Linked DNA regions of Homo sapiens: regions 2, 3 and 4 are each linked to region 1. The links are chromatin contacts, found by Hi-C or POLR2A ChIA-PET in ENCODE. All regions are on one chromosome and are shown on one strand. Each heading gives the region's core, a stretch centred on a gene start or an enhancer-like site at or near the end of the contact. The rest is flanking DNA. Distances are from core to core; before and after follow the strand shown. Region 1 overlaps SPEF2 (sperm flagellar 2). Region 2 overlaps CAPSL (calcyphosine like). Region 3 holds the start of IL7R (interleukin 7 receptor). Region 4 has its middle 26 kb from the start of IL7R.

The links. Hi-C counts contacts between places; a loop is a spot of excess contacts on that map. ChIA-PET counts read pairs that join two places held with the same protein, here RNA polymerase II (POLR2A). Pooled maps may share reads with other maps.
Region 2: a map of naive thymus-derived CD4-positive, alpha-beta T cell shows a loop between it and region 1 (4-fold over the local background). The contact joins two enhancer-like sites. A Hi-C loop is called at or near these places in 3 of 168 maps with a recorded cell type or tissue (CD4-positive, alpha-beta T cell and naive thymus-derived CD4-positive, alpha-beta T cell) and 9 of 50 pooled maps. POLR2A ChIA-PET finds 5 or more read pairs at or near these places in 5 of 52 experiments (A673, MCF 10A, OCI-LY7 and 2 more).
Region 3: a loop to region 1 is called in a map of CD4-positive, alpha-beta T cell, with 4 times the contacts of the local background. The contact joins the promoter of IL7R here to the enhancer-like site in region 1. A Hi-C loop is called at or near these places in 6 of 168 maps with a recorded cell type or tissue (CD4-positive, alpha-beta T cell, CD4-positive, alpha-beta memory T cell, CD8-positive, alpha-beta T cell and 2 more) and 12 of 50 pooled maps. POLR2A ChIA-PET finds 5 or more read pairs at or near these places in 10 of 52 experiments (CD4-positive, alpha-beta T cell, CD4-positive, alpha-beta memory T cell, CD8-positive, alpha-beta T cell and 5 more).
Region 4: a loop to region 1 is called in a pooled map, with 3 times the contacts of the local background. The contact joins two enhancer-like sites. A Hi-C loop is called at or near these places in 5 of 50 pooled maps. POLR2A ChIA-PET finds 5 or more read pairs at or near these places in 5 of 52 experiments (CD4-positive, alpha-beta T cell, CD4-positive, alpha-beta memory T cell, activated naive CD4-positive, alpha-beta T cell and 1 more).

What each region holds. Positions count from the first base shown.
Region 1 is chr5:35,670,171-35,673,771 of GRCh38, forward strand. SPEF2 (sperm flagellar 2) reads left to right here. Exons shown (of 37, transcript NM_024867.4): 10 at 1-57. Among named protein-coding and RNA genes, the nearest start is that of SPEF2, 54 kb to the left of the region's middle. Within about 2 kb of position 1,546, at least 3 of the 41 ENCODE cell types and tissues checked have a DNase peak (open chromatin) inside an H3K27ac peak, as active enhancers do; they include CD4-positive, alpha-beta T cell and CD8-positive, alpha-beta T cell, where a contact is called at or near this core.
Region 2 is chr5:35,922,517-35,926,117 of GRCh38, forward strand. The region is part of intron 1 of CAPSL (calcyphosine like); the gene reads right to left. Among named protein-coding and RNA genes, the nearest start is that of CAPSL, 14 kb to the right of the region's middle. RefSeq lists a silencer at 2,411-2,705. Within about 2 kb of position 1,760, at least 3 of the 41 ENCODE cell types and tissues checked have a DNase peak (open chromatin) inside an H3K27ac peak, as active enhancers do.
Region 3 is chr5:35,855,037-35,858,637 of GRCh38, forward strand. It overlaps IL7R (interleukin 7 receptor), which reads left to right and starts at 1,855. Exons shown (of 8, transcript NM_002185.5): 1 at 1,855-2,023. The coding sequence starts at 1,942.
Region 4 is chr5:35,828,722-35,832,322 of GRCh38, forward strand. No RefSeq gene overlaps it. Among named protein-coding and RNA genes, the nearest start is that of IL7R, 26 kb to the right of the region's middle. Within about 2 kb of position 2,015, at least 3 of the 41 ENCODE cell types and tissues checked have a DNase peak (open chromatin) inside an H3K27ac peak, as active enhancers do; they include CD4-positive, alpha-beta T cell, where a contact is called at or near this core.

The DNA.
Region 1 (3,601 bases), core at 296-2,795:
CTTACAGAACTGGAGAAAAGGGACTTGCTAGATACCAATGATTATGAAGAATATAAGGTACCTACTGATATGAAATAATTAGAATGCTACATAATAAATCCTTTTTCTTTAACATTAATTTTGTGATATTCCTTATTTCATTTCTACTAATAAAAATAGACATGTTTTGTTTGCATTTTCCCTTGTTTTAATTTGTATGTTTGTACTACTTTTTAGATGCTTAAACTATACATAAGCTATTATCTATTGTTCCTAGTAATCTTAGGGGAGTGGTCTGAAAAAACATCAAGCATAGTAATTGTCTGGGTAGACAGATTTCAGAATTTTTAAAATGCTTTAATTTATTTATTAGCATTTTTCTTTGTATGGGCTGTGTACTTTTGCTTCAAAAACCATTGTTAAAAAGTATTTCTTTTGTAATCAATCTAAATAATAGACTTTTTTTACAGGCAAAATGAAAGAGGAGGAAGTCTGGGTTTTATGAATAGCATAGATTCAAACAATCTTTTATTCAAAGATTGAAATAAAAAGTATCGGGTGCCAACTGTGATTTTTAGAAGAACTGTTGTAAAGCCTTTGAGATTAGACAGACTAGAGCTACATTACTGAAATTGCCAACTACTAACTGTGTGACCTTAGGTGACCAGTTCATTAAGGGCTAATAGATTTCCATTTTTCAATTAATGGAAAGGGAATGCTACTATACCTACTTCATTTAAAATAACATGAGTTAAACACTTAGCTGAGTGCACTTCATGTTGGATGCATATAATACATATCCATTTCTTTCCTCACCATCCTACTCTCCCCATCCCACTCCATCTCACCCTTAGAAGTAAAGGTGTAACAATCATAGCTTTTGGATAGAAATTTTGAGTGGATCAACAGCAATGGAATGAGGAGTGAGGCTTTTTATTAGAAAAATTACAAAATGAGTCCCGGAAGGTCAGTAAGTGCAACATGAAAAAAATCTATGAAAAGATTATTTGACCTAATTATTCACTGATAGTACATACTCAACAAAGGTTTGTGGGACAAAGGGTGAATAAAATGAATGAATTACAATGAACAAAGAAAAGTGCAAAATAACACTAACAAGTAAATATTACAAGAAGATAACCTTGTGGTTAAAAGATAAGGAAAAATATGAGATTATGAGAAATTAAATGTATACTATATTTTAATTAAATGAATCTGTATTTGTAGCACTAAGAGAATTATTATTAAGGATTGACTAGAACCTTAAAAGATATATGTGGATGTTTGTTTTGTACGGTTGTAAAATATACTAGACCTATTACATCCACCTAAAGTATAATGCCATGTAAGAAAATGCTTTGACAGTATCAACCTGTGTTAAGGTATTTCTTTCCATTGTAAATTAAAAGTCATTTTATTTGACAGACTTTACTGGTTCATCGAATGTTTATTTCTAAATTACTTGCTAAACAGCTCAATCTCTATTCTTGTTGCTCTTACAAATCAGGAGACCTAGTAGGCTGCAGCTTAGCAAAGATTTTTGTCTCTTTAGCTATTTTCCTTGTATGAGAAATGGTTACCACAGGAACATGCTTGTCTTACCCACATCCTGAAGCAGATGATGCATTTCTTTTGCAGAAAATTGTAAACTTTTGTTAGGAGTTTGTGAGCGTCTAGCAATGTACTTTATTTTGTGTATTGACTTTGCTGTTTTTCTAGAAATGAAAATTACCTTAGGATTTATAATATGTTTTCACAAGCTCCCTTCGACACCATAATGGAAAATATGCCATATACAGGTTTTAGGATATACTGTAAACTATTATACTATCATTCTTTATTTTTAGATCTTTGGTCTCTTCAAGAACTTGTCCTAAATGTTCCTACATACAAGTAAAAAATAAATGTTTCAACTTGTAAAATATATTATCTGGCTTAAATAGTCTATCACAAGAGGCAGCGGAACAATGCATCCTGGCTTATCTAAAAGAAACAGTTGTCCACGTTTGTCATTATTAAATTTGTTCAGGAGTTTTAATGCAAATATATTACTCAGAAATTAATACATTTGCTTGAACATAATGTTCATTATAATGTTATTGAACATAATGTTCATTATAATGTTATTGAACATTATATATAATTCATTATAATGTTATTGAACATAATGTTCATTATAATGTTATTGAACATTATATATAATGAACATTATTATGTTCAAGCAAATGTATTAATTTCTAAGTAATACATTTGCATTAAAACTCCTGAACAAATTTAATAATGACAAATGTGGACAACTGTTTCTTTTAGATAAGCCAGGATGCATTGTTCCGCTGCCTGTTGTGATAGACTATTTAAGCCAGATAATATATTTTACAAGTTGAAACATTTATTTTTTGCTTGTATGTGGGAACATTTAGGACAATTTCTTGAAGAGACCAAAGATCTAAAAATAAAGAATGATAGTATAATAGTATAATACATTTGCTTGAACAAATAGTGTAATACATTTGCTTGAACATAATAATGTTCATTATATATAATGTTCAATAACATTATAATGAACATTATGTTCAAGCAAATGTATTATTCAGAAATTAATCTTCAAAAAGTTTATATTCTTAGCATACTTAATTGATGTCCATACCCTATACCTTTAAAGAACTGACAGTTCCCAGTTTTGAGTTTGTGCTTTTAGAAGCCCGTGTTCTGTTCAAATAAGCTATTATGCTTAAAATTTTTAAATATTGTACCTAGAAATTGCAATTAAAACAGATATTTGCTTATGTACATGTCATATGTAGCTGCCAAAAATTTGACTCATGTCTTAACTTTATTTCCTAAATCATCACACTCTATTTATGTGAGAATGACTGAATGTGAGGGAGCTCTACCCCAGTGGCTAGAAATAACATTTCTCTCTCCCAGGAAAGAGGCAAGAACAGCATCATGGAGCAGTCAGACCTCTCTGGGGTTCCTAGGCAACTACCACAGCATAACAACATTGAGTTATTTAGTAGAAAGTGAGGAAGGGCCCTTAAAGCCCAATGGACCATGGGTAGCAGTCTAAGCCAGGAGGCCTGGTTCCTGTAGTGCAGCTGGCAGCACAGCCCCACACAGCAGCTAGTGGTTCTCAATCATGCAGTGGACTCCTGCCAGTGAACCTCAAACTCCCCCTAATGCAAATCCTTTCTGTGGGTCTTACTAGCAAATGAGTTGCAATTCATAGCGTTTCACTTTTATATAAGCTGCTTACTAGCAATTACTAGTTGAATGAGTTTAAGAGTTACTAAAATTTAGTGTTCATAAACTAAAATTAGCTCATGGCTATGGTTTCCTGAAGATTTGGATTTTTCTAAGAAGTCCCTGCCACAAAGCACTCAACCATTTTCAGAGCTCTACTGTGCATGCCCATAACCAAGTTATACTTGGAATTTCTATAATTTGGGGGAAGGATATTTCATTTCCAGCACATCATCCATGTTGTCTTAAGTTGTTCATGATTTTTAATTGCTGCTATTTTTTGCCTTTAATGGCAAATTAGTGTTTAAGTTCATGATCAGGTGAGTTTGTTGTGGTTATTGGATTAACCCTACAGTGTGTGTTATAATGTACATTTTTA
Region 2 (3,601 bases), core at 510-3,009, 250 kb after region 1:
TTACTCCACATTAGGAAAAACTTGCTCTGTCTAAAGCTACACAGTCTTCCTCTGCTTCCACTGGCACCTAAGCAGAGGTTCCCTGGAACTCCAGACGGTGGCACACCCTGCGCTTAGAGACTTCCATCTCCGTTCTTGCCAGGCACACACAAGGAGCATGTTCCAATTCTCATCCAACAGGGACACCTGCAGCCAAGACTGTGCCCTTCCTGGCAGCTTTAGCTTTCTAATAACTGGCGTTTGCTTATTACTATTTTGTTACCTGACCTCAAGCTGACAATTCCCAGAGCTCGTTCCCAGCTTCAGCACTAACTGTCCCCTTATTAACAGCCAGAATCCTGAGTCACAGACAAGACCACCAATTCACTCATCTAGCCATGTCCTGCTGTCTTACTCATCCTTGCCTGAGCCATTCTCTTGCCCTGACCATATTCTGCTAGTGGCATGCGCCCCATCCCCACCCCAACCCCTATGGAAGCAGGAACTGGTGTCAACAACATGCCCTTCTCATTCTCTAAACCCACCTCAGAGTCTTGATCCTTCCCAGGACCACCATCATCTTTCCTGACCCTTGACCTTGCTTCATGATACTTGCCCAATGGCTGTCCCCAGCCACTCACCTCCCATTCTCATTTCCCATGACATCTCCCCTACCTTGTCCACCTTATTCATTTTGCTCTGGTTTTTCCCTGCCATCCATGACAGTAAGTGAGAATGAAGAGAAACAGAGACTAAAAACCAGTCATGGAGAGAAAGTGAGATCCAGCTCCTGGATCTGGGACAGATCCCCAGTGGGACCCTCTTTGCACACCTTCAGAATAATATTAAAGGCATCAGTGGTGCCCCCACTAGGTAGTAAGCATGTGTCCAGTTCCCACAAAAACCCCTTGAGTTGAACTGAAAACAGGAACTCAAACAAATGCACATATACCCATGTTTATAGCAGCATTATTCACAACAGCCAAAAGGTAGAAACAAACCAAATGTCCACCTATGGATAAAGGGATAAGCAAATTGTGGTATAGCCATACAGTGAAACATTCTTCAGCCATAAAAAGGAACACAGTACTGATAGATACCACAATGTGGACAAACCTTGGCCATGTTATGCTAAGTACAAGAAGCCAGACACAAAATGTCACACATTGTACGATTTCATTTATGTGAAATATTCAGAATAGGCAAATTCATAGAGACAGAAAGCAAATTAATGGTTGCAAGGGGCTGGGGTGGGAGGGCCAGTGGGGAGTGACTGCTTAATGAATGTAAAGTTTCCTTCAGGGGTAATAAAAATGTTTTGGAACTTGACATAGACGGTGGTTTATCAACATTGTGAATGTAATATACACTTTAAAATTGCTAATTTATGTTATGTGTATTCATCTCAATAAAATAAAACCCATGCACAGATGTTACTAGCTAGATTTAGTCATTCCACAATTATACATACTTCAAAACATCATGTTATACAAAGTAAATACATACAACTTTATCTGTCAATTTAAAAAAAAAATTTAAAGTGTGCTGGGCACGTAGTCATCCTGGTAAATTAGCAAAGGTTAAAAAAGAAAAACAAGCCTATGAGCTAGTTACTACTATTATTGGTATTTCACAGATAAAGAAATTAGGATGCAGAGAAATCAGGTAACTTGCCCAAGTCGCACGGAAACATGACTCACAGTAATCCACATGCTGTTAGAACTGTATGACCCTTGAAGATTCTCTAGTGCAACCTCATTTTGCAAACTTGGAAACTAAGGCTTGGGTTGGCAAAGTGACTTGCTCAAAAGTCCTGGCCAAGACCAAAACAGACGGCTTCTGATTCCTAAGGGCTCTTTCTGCTTCATCATGTTTGTGGTTTGTGAAATAACATATAAGAATCTCAAAGCACAGTTTGATGGTGCTTTCTCATAGGAAAGTGGGATCGAGTCCAGGAAGGCAAGAAACTGCCAGCCCAGTACCTCAGGCTGTCCCACCTCTTGAGGCTGACCCTACCCAGCGATGATGTTGGCAGTTTATTTCTGGAGTCTAATAAATTCAAGGGGAAAAAAGTCCATTCTCTCCTGCTAGCCTACCGTGAAACTTGAAATGCCCATAGTAAGCATCCCTTTTAATCATTGAATCACCCAGTTCACCAACCACTAGCTAACTGTATTGTGTACTCTTTTCGAGGCACTATGCTGGAATAGAGTGTGGGAGTGTGAGGAATTACTCAGAGGAGCAAGCCCTTGAATAGCCTAGAGTCTTCATTAGTTTGAATCCTGATCTCCTGTATTTAAGCAGAAGGGAAAAGTTTATTAAGCACCGGGGCTTTTAAGGAAGGCAGGATTGCACAGGATCTCAAGTGCATAAGGGAGATGCTCAGCTTTGAAGTTTCAATAAAGGCGCCAGGCACCAGGGCAAGAGTCAGTCCCCAAACATATGTCACCGACTTCATAGCAGTGCACAAAGTGTCTCTGCCTGTAGAAGACTCTGTCTGAACCTTAAAGATCCGGTGTGGTGACAACGGAGCGCATCCCTGTGCAAGGCGAAGAGGCTGCGCTCCCGACGCACTTGGCCGCAGCGCCACCACGTGTTCTCAGGCGTCTGCACATTCCCCCGGCCAGGCATGCGGTTCAGTCTCTGCCTTCCACACAGGTCTGCTAAGAGCTCAGGAAGCGCCATGCACTGTGCTAGGGGTAGGATGAAAGCAGGACCAAGACAACGCTTACAGCCTGGGGGCTGAGCAGGGGATGCAATCACAAGAGGACGGGAGGCTTACCTGGCCTGGGAGTGGGGCTTTCTGAGGACCTCTCAGAGGAGGTGATGTCTAAACTTTCATCCTAATGGAAGGTGGTAGTTATCGAGGCTGGGGACGTGGGGATAGAAGGATATTTTAGATAGCAGGTGTACCAACTACTCAGACTAAGGTGAGAGAGAAAACAATATAATTAGGAAAGTACAAGTATTTCAGTATGGTTGGAGAACAGAGGTATGGGTGGCAGGGGGAGATGAACAGTAGTGAAGATTCGGAGGAAGTAGGGAAAGGGGAATTGTGGGTAAAGATGAAACTGACCAGGCGGGCAGCCATCAGATCCCAAAGAGCCTGGGGTGCCAGGGTGGGATTTGGATTTTCTCCTGAGAGCAACAGGAGACCGCAAAGTTTTCTTAAAAAGGGAAAAATTCTTCTTAAAAAAGGAAAAAGTCTTCTTAAAAGGGGAAGAAGTCTTCTTAAAAAACAGGAGACCACAAAAAAGGGAAAAAGTCTTCTTAAAAAACAGGAGACCACAAAGTCTTCTGGCCGGGCGCGGTGGCTTACGCCTGTAATCCTAGCACTTTGGGAGGCAGAGACGGGCGGATCACCTGAGGTCAGGAGTTCAAGACCAGCCTGGCCAACATGGTGAAACTCCGTCTCTACCAATATACAAAAATTAGCCGGTCATGATGGCGGTTGCCTGTAATCCCAGCTACTCGGGAGGCTGAGGCAGGAGAATCGCTTGAACCCAGGAGACGGTGGTTACAGTGAGCCAAGATCGCGCCACTGCACTCCAGCCTGGGCGGCTGAGCTAGACTCCGTCTCAAAAAAAAAAAAAAAAAAACGAAAAAACGGGAAAGGCCGTTT
Region 3 (3,601 bases), core at 605-3,104, 190 kb after region 1:
TGCTCCGAAGTATTCCTTGAGCCTATACTCCAAAGTGTGGCATTATAACTGGTGCAGACGGAGTCTGTCTTAAAACTGAAAAGGAGGATCCAGAGACTGGTACAAATGTCCCACCTCCTTTTTTTGTTACTTCGTTATTGTCAAATAATTGTAATGATGGGACAAGCTAAATCATGAGTCTTTTAAAGTCTCTTCGATTTGCTTTACACCTGGGGGGTTGTTGCTTGTCTCTGCTAATTTTAGCCATTTCACAGGCCCATGGGAGCAATTCTACCTAATGACAGTGAATCCAACAGAAGTTCATAACTCACTGATCACTTAGTTTCTCTGCACTCCTCACCTTATAACTGCAGTCTTGTGGCATTTTTCCAAAAGAGAGCCACTGTGAATCAAGCATAGAGTTTTATGGCCTGAATCCAGGTTAGATTATTTTTTTCAAGAAAAAGAAAAAAAAATCTAACAGTTACCAAGAAGCAGTCAGGCTTTACAAATATCACCACTTTAACCATGAGGCCATATTAGGAAGGCTTTTGACTGGCATTCAGGTTTGGGGGAGTCTGAATTTTCTATGCCATGGTCTCAGATTTCTGCCCCATATACCTAGGCACTAATTTAGTTCATATGTACTATGTGTACCTGAAAAGTTGTGTGGCAATCAAATTTTCACAAATAGAATCCTGTTTTAAATACACTAAGAAAGTACCTACTTTATCCTTTAAACAAGAGGTCAGCAGACTTTTTCTACAAAGGGTCAGATAGTAAAGATTTTACACCTTTTGTACAATACAATCTCTATCTCATCTACTTAGCTCTGCCATTGTTGCATAAAAGCAGCTGTAGATGATACACAAATGGGTGAGGCTGTATTCCAATGAAACGTTATTTGCAAAAACAGGTGGTAGATTAAATTTGGTCCCAAGGCTTACTTGGGAAAAAAAAAGATCTTTTGAAAAAGAAAAAATAAATGAATAATTTTTTAAAAAATTGTTCCCTAGGTCATAGTTTGCCAGCCCCTGCCCTAAACAAATAATTCTTGAATGCCTACTGTGGTGTGTAAGATATGAGTAAATACCAGGGATACACAGAGAACAAAAGAGAAAAACTGCTATTCTTGTGAAACTTGGAAGTTGGAGGTAAGCTATTTAAAATAAACCCACAATAAAGTACTTCACATAGTGCAGACTGTTTCTTTAAATCAAAACTCACTCCAAACAACCAATTGATTCACTTTGTAAGTTTGAATTTTTGTCTTCAGATTCTTTTAAAGTGGGCCCTTAGTCAGGAGCGGTGGCTCATGCCTGTAGTCCTAGCACTTTGGGAGGCTGAGGCAGGCAGATCACTTGAGGTCAGGAGTTCGAGACAAGCCTGGCCAACATGGCGAAACCCCGTCTCCACTGAAAACACAAAAATTAGGCTGGCATAGTGGCATTTGCCTGTAGTCCTAGCTACTCAGGAGGCTGAGGCAGGAGAATTGCTTGAACCTGGGAGGTGGAAATTGCAGTGAGCCGAGATCATGCTATTGTACTCCAGCCTGGGCAACAAAGCAAGACTCTGTCTCAAAAAAATAAAAATTAAAAAAATAAAGTAGCCTCTAGCCTAAGATAGCTTGAGCCTAGGTGTGAATCTACTGCCTTACTCTGATGTAAGCACAGTAAGTGTGGGGGCTGCAGGGAATATCCAGGAGGAACAATAATTTCAGAGGCTCTGTCTCTTCATGTCCTTGACCTCTGCTTACAGCAGCAATACTTTTACTCAGACTTCCTGTTTCTGGAACTTGCCTTCTTTTTTGCTGTGTTTATACTTCCCTTGTCTGTGGTTAGATAAGTATAAAGCCCTAGATCTAAGCTTCTCTGTCTTCCTCCCTCCCTCCCTTCCTCTTACTCTCATTCATTTCATACACACTGGCTCACACATCTACTCTCTCTCTCTATCTCTCTCAGAATGACAATTCTAGGTACAACTTTTGGCATGGTTTTTTCTTTACTTCAAGTCGTTTCTGGAGAAAGTGGCTATGCTCAAAATGGTGAGTCATTTCTAAGTTTTCTTATGGATTTTGGATTATCTGTAGCATGGTTTCAGGTTATTCAGTTCCCTAACAGACCTGAGTCAGGCACTGGGTTTGAATGCAGTTTGAGAATTTCCCACATATTCAGTCATTTTTTTTAATGTTTAACCACCATGACAGGGGGCAGGGGATCAATACTATGGGTGGTTTATAAGACCTCAGTATTCTCAAGAAGGAATGCATTTCACTCCCAAGTGTAGATCTTAAATGTTGAATGATTACTCTGCTCTTACAAAAAGAATGCTCATGTAGATGCTATGACTGTACTTGTAGGAAAATGTCCAAAGTAATTTTACCTTGTCAGGAGATCAAACTGGATTCATTTTGTTTGACTTTTTAAGAAATCCTGAAAGCATAACTTTCAGGATAAGGTAATGTACAGAAGCAATAGCTTTGTCTTCAGTGACCAGTGCTATATCCTCAGCACCTAAATCAGTGGCTAGAATATAGTAGACATCCAATAACTTTTGAAAGTGTTTTCAAAATACTTTAGTTTTGAGAGATTTATGTGAGATTTTAAGTAAATAACTGACTAGAGAAAGATCTAAATGAGTTTACTCATTGAAATACACTGAATTGCCTCCACACCAACAAATTGGCCATATGTAATAATTCTTTTTGGGATCTAAAAAACTTAGTACCGAGAAGCCAACCCTGCCCATACATAAACACATTGTAATTATAACAAAACTAGGCAGAAGCTTCTAACAGCAGCAGGAGGCATGTGGGAATTTAGACCATCAACTTGCTCCTGCAAATTAAGCCCTTTCTCTTTAAGAGTTAAAAACTATTTGGCTATAGACAATATCAAACACATCAGCCTAATGACTCAGCTTATGCATTTTGAGTCATGTAATTACGAAGGATGGAAATCCCTAGAATTTTCTCATTAAGGGAATTGTCAGAGAGTTTGACATTTTTTACAGTATATGACTCACTTTATGGGGGATGATTATTATTCTATGCTAAACTTTGCCTTGGATTTCCACAAAGACTGATGGGAGGCAGGAAACATAAATCTTACTCTCTTTCATGTCATCTATACTCACTAGTTCACCCTGGTGATCATACTATTTTTAAAATATATAAGAATGCTAGTTGAAAGCTGGGTTTTCACTCCAACTTTTTAAGTTTCAGATTTTTTAGAAGATGTATAATTACCCTATTCACATGATTACGTCAAAATACTTCCCAGTTTGGGGTATAGGAATTCACATTCAGTTGCTGCTTGTTGAAAGTTGTCAATTTTCTGATCATCACAAGGATGATCAAGAGAAGAAAGGGATACTTTTTAAAAATCCAAATCATTTACACTATTAATCAACTAACTCCATTCAGTAGGAAGAAGACTTCTAGATGACACTGGCTTGCCTATGATACATATTCCACACAATTTAAATTTTTATGGATAAATATGTCTAGATACCTATTTAAATATGAATAATATTAATTATTGAGCATTTAAAGAATAATAGATTAACTCATTATTCAAAAGCTCTATGTAATTTCAAAACCATAGTAATTATAACACCGTCA
Region 4 (3,601 bases), core at 765-3,264, 160 kb after region 1:
ACCCAAAGATCTTATTAAAATGCAGATTCTGATTCAGTAGGTCTGGAATGGGGCTGCAAGCCTGCATCTCTAACAAACTCCCAGCTGAGGCTGTTGCTTCTGGTCCATGAACGATACTTTGAATAACAAGTACTTTAAACATTATACTTACTCTAATACATGCTGGTAGAAATGTGAATTAATACAGGCTTTTTGGAAGCAAGCTTAGAAAATCCCATTAAAATCAAAAATATTTTAAGTCTTCAACCCAAAAATCTCATTACTGAGGATCTAATCCATAGGAAAACAATAGATAGATAGATAGATATAAATATATTAATAAATATATAGGTCATATATATTTATCAATGCTTTTTTCCCAATAAGTAGAAAACAAAGCCCTACTTAAAGGAAGCAATTGAGTTAATTGTAATATAACTATAACATGGGACACTGTGCTATCATTTAAAAAGAGAATAAGATTTCAGAGATAACTGGTTCGTTTAGAGATTTCCAGAATGTATTGTTGTTGTGTGTGCAAAGCTAGACTCAGGCAAGTATATATTATATAATCCTCTTTTTGCAAAATAAAAGACAAAAAATTAAATGCATTTGTTTGTCTTTCCATATATGAATGTGTGTAGTGTCTATACTCATAGATGTGTATATGCTATATATGATTCTGTCAGCATATAGAAAAATATGTAAGATATGCTCTAAGTTATTAGCCTGAATTTAGAGGATAAAAGATTATTGTGCATGAAAGGGCAAACAAACAAAAAAAATGAGAGGAAAACTGCATTTGAATAGCATGTTTAATATCACATTCATGTAAAATTAGGGGTGTATGTGTATCTTTATACATAAAGAAATTGAGGGCCTAGTGCAGTGACTCATGTCTGTAATCCCAGCACTTTGGAAGGCCAGGGTGGACCGATCACTTGAGGTCGGGAGTTCAAGACCAGCCTGGCCAACATGGTGAAACCCTGTCTCTACTAAATTAGCTAGGTGTGGTGGCTCACACCTGTAATCCCAGCTACTCAGGAGGCTGAGACAAGAGAACCTCTTGAGCCTGGGAGGCAGAGGATATAGTGAGCCGAGATCGTACCACTGTACCCGGGCCTGGGCAACAGAGTGAGACTCCAACTCAAAAAAAAAAAAAAAAGAGAGAGAGAGAGAGAAATTGGAAAACCTTGGCGTTTTTTTTTGTTTGTTTGTTTGTTTTGAGACGGAATCTTGCTCTGTCACCCAGGTTGGAGTGCAGTGGCGAGATCTCAGCTCACTCTAACCTCCGCCTCCTGGGTTCAAGCAATTCTCCTGTCTTAGCCTCCCAAGTAGCTGGGACTACAGGCACATGCCACCTTGCTGGGCTAATTTTTGTATTTTTAGTAGAGATGGGGTTTCACCATATTGGTCAGGCTGGTCTCGAACTCCTGACCTCAGGTGATCCACCCGCCTTGGCCTCCCAAAGTGCTGGGATTATAGGAGTGAGCCACTGCGCCCAGCCATCTTATTCTTTTTATTTTTAAGAAACCTATATATGCCATCAAGCACTATATATATATATATATATATATATATATATATATATATATACACACACACACATTTTAAGGTAAAACATGAGACTTCAATGTCCTCAAAACATGTCCTCCTTCTTAACTTACTTCAAATGACTTTGAGATGAAGGTTTGAGAATTCCTGCTTAGATCATTGCTGCCTACATAGTATCTCTCAGTTTCATTGCTCTGAGTAGAAAAAAGAAATGACAGTGAAGATTGATATTTTAATAATGACCAGGAAGGTGATGATCTGGGATCACCCCATATCAGTTACTTCTAACAGCAGGCACCTTATAGTGTCTATTATTACTTAAGTAATAATAGTGATTAAAGCTCCTTGAGTTCTGCTTTGAGAGTTAGCACCTGACTCCTCTTCATTGAGCTCAGAAACTGCCACCTATCCGCAACACCTTCCTCTTTAATGCTTGTTCTCCCCATTTTACTCCCCAACCCCCACTCCGAAGAAATAAACACCAAATTAGCAGTATCTATATCCCACATCACGGTGCAGAATGTGGGGCAGATTACCAAAGGATGTGAGAGGCACACAGTTTGAAGTCTTTTTATCCTCAGAGTTAAGAAACATTATTTTTTCCTCCCTACCACTACCCACATCTGAGCACAATCAGACAGACAGCCAAAATACACATATGGCAGATCAGCTAGAAAAAAAAATACGGCCATACTTGCATTTTGTTTTGAAGATTTTCAGATAATATCAAAGATTGTTTCCAAGCCACAGTCCCAGTTTTATAGTCCAGGGCAATGCTTTAACCATTTCAGAAATGAAAAACAGCATAGGTTTCCAATTCTTTCTCTTTGGAAGCTCTGGAACAGATCTTAGTTCACTTCAATGACAAAGCTGTTTGATCTAAACAAATACATAATCTGATACATCAGGTGCTGTCACCCAAAATGTTTATTTTTATGAGAAATTGAAAAGTAGTAAGATATCTAGATATCCAAAACATCTACTATGTGCTTCCTTCTCTTCTAAGAAGATTCCTTCCTAAAGGAAGGTTCTAACCATGGATTAGCACAAAGACAGTCTTCCTTGTCTCATTTTTCTTGTTACCTGCAGTAATCTTTCATACAATAGTGTTGGTGGGTAGTATAATATTTACCTACAGTTAGCTAAGGAAAGTCTGCTTCAGTTAGCATTCTAAGGGTTTCAGGTGTCAAGTAAGTGTAAACATTTGCTCTTCCTTGGCAAATAACTTTATGTCATTCTCACTCCATCTTTAGGAATCAAATGTTATCCACCAAGTAGACAGGAAGTACCCAAGCCTGCATGGATGAAGTGGTGATGGCCATTACTAAGAGCAATTAGGAGAACCACAGCCTCTGATCCATAGTAACTTCTCTTTCCAGCCAAATACTGACCTGGAACTAGGCAGTAAGTGTCCAGGCTCACTCTTCCGTCATAAGGCATTAGCCGCTACAAGCTAAGAAGAGACCAAAGAGATAAAGTGTCACTCTATCTCCTCCACAGCTTCTCAAGAATTAAAGGGTCCATTGGAAACATGGATTCTAGTCCTGTTGCTGGCTTCTGGAAATGCAGCCAAACAGTACTGGGGACATAGTGTGAGCCACAGATTGGGCGGGACACCCTGTGATAAAACATCAAATTTGTCACACACGAGACATATGCTTTGCAACATGTGTGTCCCTCTCTCATAACTTCACAGCAATGGCATAAGCAATATAATAGTCTCCAAGAAGTACAATTCTATTGTACAATTCTATTATCTTCAAACATCAAACATATATGATAATAAGAACTAGGATGACAAATGTGCTTTCTGATTAAAGAACATTTTTTCAGAAGATTATTCTTTTCAGAGTTAACATCTTTGGGATTGAAATGAACCTTACAATTAATATCATCATAGGTTAGTGAAATGCAGTAAATAACAATATTAAATTCACATATCAATGTTGTTGGTTCTAAAGCAATTGCAAATACTTGTGAAATAAGTTGATCTCTTAATCATGCTCTATCATGTTTTTTGTTTATTGGTTGGTTTAACTGTGTTTTAACCTTGGAATCGTTTTCTTTA